Regions from separate parts of the Mus musculus genome. Here region 1 is linked to region 2. A link is a contact called in ENCODE Hi-C or POLR2A ChIA-PET data. All regions are on one chromosome and are shown on one strand. Each heading gives the region's core, a stretch centred on a gene start or an enhancer-like site at or near the end of the contact. The rest is flanking DNA. Distances are from core to core; before and after follow the strand shown.

Evidence for each region. A loop is a pair of places that touch in the nucleus more often than their neighbours do. ChIA-PET counts read pairs that join two places held with the same protein, here RNA polymerase II (POLR2A).
Region 1: a loop to region 2 is called in a map of CH12.LX, with 2.5 times the contacts of the local background. The contact joins the promoter of Mcm6 here to the promoter of Cxcr4 in region 2. A Hi-C loop is called at or near these places in 15 of 37 maps with a recorded cell type or tissue (CH12.LX, Patski, adrenal gland and 5 more). POLR2A ChIA-PET finds 5 or more read pairs at or near these places in 2 of 5 experiments (both embryonic stem cell).

Annotation. Positions count from the first base shown.
Region 1 is chr1:128,357,688-128,362,314 of GRCm38, reverse strand. It overlaps Mcm6 (minichromosome maintenance complex component 6), which reads left to right and starts at 2,610. Exons shown (of 17, transcript NM_008567.2): 1 at 2,610-2,856. The coding sequence starts at 2,750.
Region 2 is chr1:128,590,209-128,594,306 of GRCm38, reverse strand. Cxcr4 (chemokine (C-X-C motif) receptor 4) reads left to right here and starts at 2,008. Exons shown (of 2, transcript NM_009911.3): 1 at 2,008-2,118. The coding sequence starts at 2,098.

The sequences.
Region 1 (4,627 bases), core at 1,361-3,860, 230 kb after region 2:
GGGATGCAGAATGTGACAGCATGCATAGGGCCTACATAGGTTCAAGCCAACAGAGACCCAGTGCTTGCAAGGGAAATTGACACAAGCTCCTATCCCCAACCTGGAAACTGTCTCCAATTGACATCCATTTACAAAGAAAAATTAGATTTTTGCATCTTTTGGCTTCTGAGGGAATCTTCAGGGGAGAGACTCTCAGGTTTGTTTTTGATTTCTTCAAGTTCTAGATCCGAAGTGTGTGGTGTCTATGGCAATAGGGTTTTACCTTCAAGGTCTAAGATAACTGTATTTTGGGGGGGCAGTCTTTCGGACTTCCTTGGCCAACAACTTGAAGAGAAGATTTTGCTGCCTAGGACTGGAGTTTGTATTAATCTGTATCTTTTGAAAGGGAGTGTTATCGCTGCAATTGGAATAACTTCAGGAAATGTATCTTCATATGTGTATATGCTATAACTTTTCAGTCACCCTTAATGCTCTAATCCTCCCTCTCTCCCGCTTTCTCTGTCTTGCCTTCCCTCTCCCAGAGTAAAAGCTCAACACCACAGGGGCTGTCTCCAGTTGTCTTCCCTTGCGTAGCATTTGTGATCTGTTATTCTCCTTTCTAGAGCGTGTTCTACAACTTTGCTGATTTCTGCTGTTATTTCTAACAATATACACACATCTAAGGATTCAGAACTAGTATCCACAAACCATCCAGTCTCTCTGGAGTTGGGTTATCTGACTCAGAAAAACAGTTTTCATTTATTTATTTATTTATTTATTTATTTATTTATTTATTTATTTATCTATTTAAGGCAGGGTCTCACTTTGTAGCACTAGCTAGCTGGTCTGGAGCTTTTAAGGAAAAAAAATGTAACAAAACACACACCACACACTCACACTATCAACTAAACCTGGGCATCTGGGCACACTTGTGAAGGGTTTTCTTGGTTGGATTCTGTGACGTGAGAAGATTTACCTTAAATCTGCATCTTTTGTAATCAGAAGACCCACACCCTAAAAGCCCCGGAGTGGTTTTTGGAAGGCAAGGGCAGCTGGATCTCTTGACTTCAAGGCCAGCCTGGTCTACAAATCAGGTTCCAGGAAGCCAGGATTACTACACATAGAAATACTGGCGCACGCCTTTAATCCCAGCACTCGGGAGGCAGAGGCAGGCAGATTTCTGAGTTCGAGGACAGCCAGGGCTACACAGAGAAACCCTGTCTCGAAAAAAACAAAAAAACAAAAAAAAAAAGAAAAAAAGAAAAAGAAAAGAAATACTCTCTCTAAAAATAAAAAGGCCCATCCAATATCTGGGCCACACCTGGTGACAGCATACCTAAAATGACACAGAAGGAAGCCTTTTGTGCGTTTGCCTGCCTGTCCTCACTCTCACTGGCAAGTCCATCTATCATCCTGCTGCTGAGGCAGCAATTAATGTATTAGAACCTGTTTCTTCAGGACTCCCAACATTTAATGAAAACCTGCTAAGACATCCAGCCTTGTGGGCTGAACCACCATCTGCTTGGCGTTTTTATTGGAAGACAGCCACTGTTGAGCTAGCCAGACAACAGCCTGTATGCTAAACTTAGTAAATCCTGTGTGTGTGTCTTTATCAGTTTTGTTTCTCTAGAAAGCCCCAGGATTCTCACTCAGTGAAGGCTACATTTGGAGTTGGCAAAGGAGGGAGGGATTTGAGGCTTCAAGTCTTCAACACCTTCAATTGCAGATCTCTATAGTATATTTCCTAATAGATTATAAAAGTATTAATTTTATATACTCTGCCTGGCATTAAATTTTTAACATCCAGTAAGCCTCGAAAAAGTGACTTATTTATTCTGGTCCAGGTTTACTGTGTCCTGGAAGCCCAGGATAAAAGTGCTGGTGGTGAAACAAGTTATCAGCACTAAGCTATCAAAGTCGAGGAGGGACTGGCAATGTGGATCATTTACTAGCAAGGTAGTCCTTGTTCTACACTCAGAAGGCTTTAGGTTCAGTCCCAGCACCACGTGAACCCAGAATTCAAGGCCAGCCTGGGCTATGTGAGACCCTCTCAGTTTAAAAAAGAAAAGAAAGTCAAATGGTATGCAGATTGTCAGAATATATCTATCTCTGTCTTTTTAAGTGTATGTGTATGCACATGTGTTCTTAGAAGTCAGAAGAGGGTATCAAAGTCGCTAAGCTGGAGTTAAAGGTGGTGACTGTCTCATGTAGCTGCTAAGAAACAAGCTTGGGTCCGCTGCGGAATGAGTTACTCTCTAAGCCTTTGCTCCTGTCCTCCACCTGACTTTTAAGGGGCTCTCTCCTGTAGTTTGGTTTGCTCATACCTTACTTCCTCCAGATGCACAATTCACAGTAGGTTTAACCCTGAGTGACCAAAAACAAAACAAAAAAACCCAAAAAAGTCTATACATAAACTCTGGGGGTAAAGGGAGAGAGGGAGGGGTTAGCTCCTCAAGCCAAAACAACCAGAGGGTGGGTGCGACTACATTGCGCATGGGCAAAAGCTTCATGGCGTATGCTTTTGGCGCGAAAAGTGCGTGCGGTGGGCGGGGCTCTGTACGGAACCGCCATTGATTGGACGGGTTTGGCGCGAAGTAGCTCAGCTCCTACCCTGTTATTGGCTGAGGTGAGAGGGCGGGGCTAGCCGGAGGCGCGCGCGAAGTGGCAGCGCGGAAGGAGCTACGCGTGGAACCTGCGGCCGGGCTATCTGCAGCTGCGGACTCTCCTCCGCGGTGGTCTTCCCTCAGCAGCGCGTACTCTCGGCGCCGCCATGGACCTCGCAGCGGCCGCGGAGCCCGGCGCCGGAAGCCAGCACCCGGAGGTGCGCGACGAGGTGGCCGAGAAATGCCAGAAGCTGTTCCTAGACTTCCTGGAAGAGTGAGTGGCCTCCGGGGGCTCGCGGGCCGGGCGGAGACCGGGGCCATGTGTGCTCCGGAAGGGATGGGCCCCGGCCCGGCGGGAATCCGAAGCCTCCTCGACTCCTTTCTTCACCGCAGCGCTCCCTTGTGTCATACTGTGCTGCTTTTTCATTACGTTTCTAAAACAGGGTTTCGAACTCGCTGTGTAGCCAAAGATGATTTTGAACTTGTAATCCTCCAGCCTCCGCTTAGCTTGTGCTGGAATGACAGATGTGCACCGCCATGACTAGTTGGGGCGATGCTGGGAATGAATCCCAGCAGGACTCACGTCGCAACCCAGTGAGGCCAGAGTTTGGTTTTTTGGGAGGTGGGGGGGGGGGGGGGGGGCGTTACCTCTTGAGTAGGGTTGGGCACACAGCCCAGAACCAGGAGCTTGCAATGCAAGCAAACCTGGGCCAGCTCGTTCTAACAGGAATCTATGGCTTGATGACTGTTCAGTGAAATGAGTTCTGCCCTATATAATGAAAGAATTGTTCTAGACATCTAGCTGCCTCCTTCCCATCCCTCCCTCCGCTTCTAGCACCTAGCAGCAACCACATACCAGTGTGCTCCTTACTCTTCCGCCTCCAATAGTAAACAATTCTTTTCTTTTTCTTTTTAAAGATTATGTCAGTATATAACAAAAACTTAAGAGTTTTGACCTTTTGGGAGTGTACAACAAGCATCTTGAGGTGCATTCAACTTGTACAATGATCCCTGTTTGAAACTCTTCCAACTCTACCTACTAAATAGTTAGAGCCTCTCTAACTCTCCTAGCCTCCTGACACCTGCCACACTTCTAACATTGAACTGGATCACTATAGGTGCCTCCGATAAGTGTGTGTGGCTAATTTTGCTAGACATGCAGCTTATTGTAATCAAGGGTTTGCCTTTTAAGGCAGAATAAAATGACATGGCACGCGTATACTGGTTACCACATATTGCTGATCTAGTCGTCCTTTTGGCTCTACAGCTATCTTTTGAAGTTCTGCTATACTTAAAACTGTAAGCAGGCCAGTGTTGGGCACAAGCCAGCGGTAGACGGATCCTATGAGTTCAAGGCCAGCCTGGTCTACAAAGTGAGTTCCAGGACAGAGCTCAGGGCTACATAGAAAGTCTGGTGCTGAAAAACAAAACAAACAAAAATAACCCTCTGGAATTTAAATTCTATGTTCCAACCTTTGTAATGTTTTTGGCAGTCGGTACAGCTGCTTGTCCTTCAAAACCCAAGTCTCCTTTTGATTAAAGTCTGTGTAAACCAGCAGTTCTCAACATGTAGATCAGGATCCCTTGGGGCACATACCAGATCCATATGCACAGTATGGTCCATAACAGCAAAATTAGTTATGAAGTAGCAATGAGATGGTTTTATGGTTGGGGTCATCACACATGAGGAACTGTATTAAAGGGTCTCAGCGTTAAGGTCGAGAACCACTACTTTAGACCATTCAGGCAACAAGCAGTAGCTACTTCTTTGCCTGTGATCCCAGCAGGCCTGCTATTTTCCAGATGCCAAGGGCCTTTTCTTGGTAGCTAAGAGCTGGAGCTAAGCATAAACAGGACTTAGTTTTTAAAATAATCAACTTCCATTCACAGAGCAGCTTTGCTTTTGCTTGCAGAAGAGTCTAAATATTTCTTTTTTGTTTGTTTTTATTTTGAGACAGGGTTTCTTTGTGTAGCCCCTTCAACTCAGACATGTGCTTAACTCTGCCTCCCAAGCACTGGGGCTAAAGGTGTGCACTGTCGCCACC
Region 2 (4,098 bases), core at 759-3,258:
CTTTTGTCCACCAATAATCAACAAATATTAATTATGCAAATCATTTTACTCAGATTGTACTCTCTGTCGTTCAGGGACAGGTTCGCAAGATTCCCTTTCTCCCATTTTAGCCTTTGGGAATGCAGGAATTTGGAGGCTAGACACAGCTCACCATCCTGCTGCTACCGATCTTGAACACCAGCGCTCTTTTAATGGGTCTGATATTCCGGTCCACGGGCTCTTCTGTCTGTCCTAACTAGTTTATGGAAATATGAGCCTATGTTTTAGTAATGATTGGATATAATTAAAAGTGCTTGTGGAAGTTCTTGGCTTTTAACTTAGCAGTTTTTGAGGGTCGCACTTCCTAATTTCATCCTTAGCTTTTCTGGATCACATAAGTGCAGGGCAGAAGAGGACTTTGACAGCACATTTTGAAGGAGAGTGCCCAGGCCATACAGGAAGATGGAGAGAGACGAGTTCCCAGGCTGTAAAACAGCTCCCCAGCACTTCCAACCGAAAGCCTTCCTTAGCTAAAGAAGGAGGTGCAAATGATAGTACAGTTAGTAGACTGCTTGCCTAGCCTACACAAAGCTCTGATTTAAGCCCTATCAGCACGAAAATTGGGCGTGGTGGCACACAACTGTAATCCCAGTACTAGGCAGGTGACAAACGGGATCATCAGAAATTCATGGTCATCCTTAACTACATACGGAGCCTGAGTCCAGCCTGTACTACATAAAACTGCCTCAAACAAAACAAACAAACAAACAAACAAACAAACAAAAAAGGAACGGGAGAAGTGGGGCGGGGATGGAGTTGAGGGCGCAGTCTGGGCCTGCCTATCCTTTGGTCCATTCCAGGAGGGGGTGGGGGCGGTATCTGGGTTGCATAGCAACCCAGGCTCCTGCTGCCGGATGTCTCACCACCCCCAGTGCCCCCGGCATTGGATCCCGCGGTCTCTGGCTGGAGGTCTGGTTGGTTCTGACCCCACCCTTTTCTCCCTCCCCGCCTAGCCCAGGCTCGGCGCCGGTCGGATCCCGCGCGAGCCTGGGAAGCAGTCTGGGCGCCCACTGCAACCTTAGCCTGTCTGAGATTCCCTAGCCATCCACGCCCCCAACCTGACCTAACTAGCTCTTCACTAAGACTTCCCATCTTAGTGTTCTGCGTGGGAGACGCGAGATAGGCATGAAGCGAAAGCTCTGGGCTCAGGCCAGGCTTTGCAGTCCCAGGCTGCTCCATTTGGTCTCTTGGAGCTCGTGGAGCGCCCACTGACTGCGCATGAATCGCGGCTAGCTTCCCAGCTGGGACTCTGTAATTATCTGTTAACTAGATGCATCCCCCTATGTGCTTATGAAATGAAAATGAACCAGTGTTTCTGTGCGGATTTCTTAGGATGTGATTACACAAAGTCCTCGCCGCTCAATTCTTTATAATAAAGCACATTTCAATCATTTTACATACACACACACCCAAATCTCTTCACGAAATTGTTGCCACTATTGTGACTTTCTTCCTGGGAGTATATCTGCTTCTGGATGGGTCCGCAAGTGCTTTCTGCCACACCTGACCCTAATGTCATTATATGAATATGTAGTAACACACACTTGCTTGGAAGAGTTTTGGTAGTAATCACTCCTGACAGCTCAGAGTATAGAACCCTGGCGGAGGTTCCAACATTGCCGCCTACTGGTTAGGCAGGCTCCAAGTCACACACCCCCATCCCCAGTCTTGTCTCAAGTTCTCCACCCGTAAACTCCAGGTCTAAAATTCTATCCACGTGGGTAAGGATGGATGCGCGACCCGCAGAAACACCCTGGCTGGCATCCTGCTTTCCCCAACTCTGAGAACATTATCCGGCCAGGCTCTGGACCCATACTGACTTAAAACACAACAGCAGTGGCTCTTGGACTTCTGTTTGCCCGCGCCCTGCGCCCCGCCCCCGCCAGTCTCCTCCCGCCCCGTCCGAGCTGCGCATGCGCCGCCCCGGGAGCGTGTTTTTATAAAAGTCCGGTTCGGGCCAGAAACTTCAATTTTGTTGCCTGGTGCAGCAGGTAGCAGTGAAACCTCTGAGGCGTTTGGTGCTCCGGTAACCACCACGGCTGTAGAGCGAGTGTTGCCATGGAACCGATCAGTGTGAGTGTAAGTCCACTTGCATCCTACTTTATAGTAAACGTGCAAACGTGTGAACTTAGAGCTCAGCCCCTTTAAGGAGCGGGTTGAAGCAACTAAAACCTTGAGGGGTGTCAGGGTCACAAGGAGGAGCGGGAACTAATTTTTTTTTATGTGTGTGAACATGGCTATAGGGGGAGGAAGATAGGAATATTTTTGCCAGTAAGTTGAGTGGGACGGGTTCAGATGGAGCTTTCCTAAGGTTGCTCTTGTTTCCCTCCCCCTTGAGTCCCGCGGCGCGCGCCGACTTGCACGCTGTTTGCAAACGTCCCAGTTTTTTGAAAAAGGGAGAAGGGCTTGCCCTCTGTCCCAAGACTCAGACCATCGTCTGGTCCTCCTGAAAACAGGAGTTTTCTTAGAGTTTCTTACATTGTGTGAATTTAGAGACTTTAGTCGGCACGCGTAGGCACTACATTCTGGGTGAGCTTCGAACCGGAGCGTCTTGGAGCGGTTCTTGGAGTTAGGAGTGCGGTTCTGAAATTCCATAGTGCAGACAGAGGAGCGCCCGTCTTCGGCGGGAAAAGTGAGCTAGTCTGCCGCGTCGCTTGCCTAGAGGGGGGGCACAAACTGCGGCAGCCGCGGAGAGAACGTCGCTTTGGGATGGAGCAGCAGCGCTTTGCGGGCATCCGACCCGCCACTTCCCCGCAGTGGCAAACGAACCTCCCGAGGTCGGGCTTGCCTTTAGGATCGTTCCTGAGAAAGGGTCATAAGTCTGTACCATGATGCTGCTGGCCATGACGGCGGTTGGGGACAGGAGGGCATGTTGGGACCGCACCTGGGTTGTGCCGGGTCGCCGGAGGGATGAACAGGTGCAAGCTCGGAGACTGTTTGACTGAGCCCCAGTGTTTAACCGTCGGTGGTTTCCTGAGCCTTTTGAAACCCCCTCGCTTAGGGAGGGTTTTGTTCTTTGGTGATTTTTTTTTTTTTTTCCGTTTCCTCCGGCGGCGCGCAATTCAAAGGCGCTCGCGCTGGAGCAGCCCAATCTGTCGCTCGCACCCGGAGGAACGATCCTGGCGCGCAGCCAGGAGGAACCCCTAGAACCGCTGTGTGTTGGTCGTAGACCTGGGTATGATGGGCAACGGTGCCAGCCCCTAGGTGGGTGACTCGGACATCGGGGTGCGCACGGTCTGGACCACTCCTGCTGCCTACCTCGGACTCCAGTAACTAACTGGGTCCGCTGCAGGATGGGAAGCGACCGGAAAGTGAGGAAGTGAAACTTGGGGGCGAAAACCACGGGGTACAGACCCCGTGACTTTCCCCACCCAGGACAGTGTGACTCTAACGTCCCAGATCCACCCAGTGATAAACATGGGTTTGGCAAGAGAGACCCACCTTCCAGAGAAGCGCCGCACGGGGTGAAGTAGGGGAGTGCTATTTGCTCCTTTCTAACACTCTGCTGACCCTAAACCCCCAAAGACCTTCACATTATCCAGCTTTCTTCACTACGCATGACTCGAAATGTAATAGTTTGTGTTAGACAGACGTGAGAAAAACAAGGTTTTGCGCCTAAAAAGCTAAGAGTCTTTGGGGGACCCCCACCGTCAAGCTCCGTCTTTCTTTCTTTCTTTCTTTCTTTCTTTCTTTCTTTCTTTCTTTCTTTCTTTCTTTCTTTCTTTCTTTCTTTCTTTCTTTCTTTCTCTCTCTCTCTCTCTCTCTCTCTCTCTCTCTCTCTCTCTCTTTCTTTCTTTCTTTCTTTCTTTCCTTCCTCCTTTGGCTAATCCTCATACAGAAATCCCATCTCCTTCAACACAGACTTTAACCCCACGCCGCTGGATACCACCGCACACAGTTTTGAGAGTGACTTCTTTGTTTGAATGGAGGATTTGTTTGTTTGGTTTGGTTGTGGGTTTTTTTGGCTTGGGTTTTTGTTTGTTTGTTTGTGGTTGGGGGGGGCTTTACTTTTTTTCCTCCGAGGTTTTTTTTTTGTCCTTTCCTCTCGTGGGCGGGGCA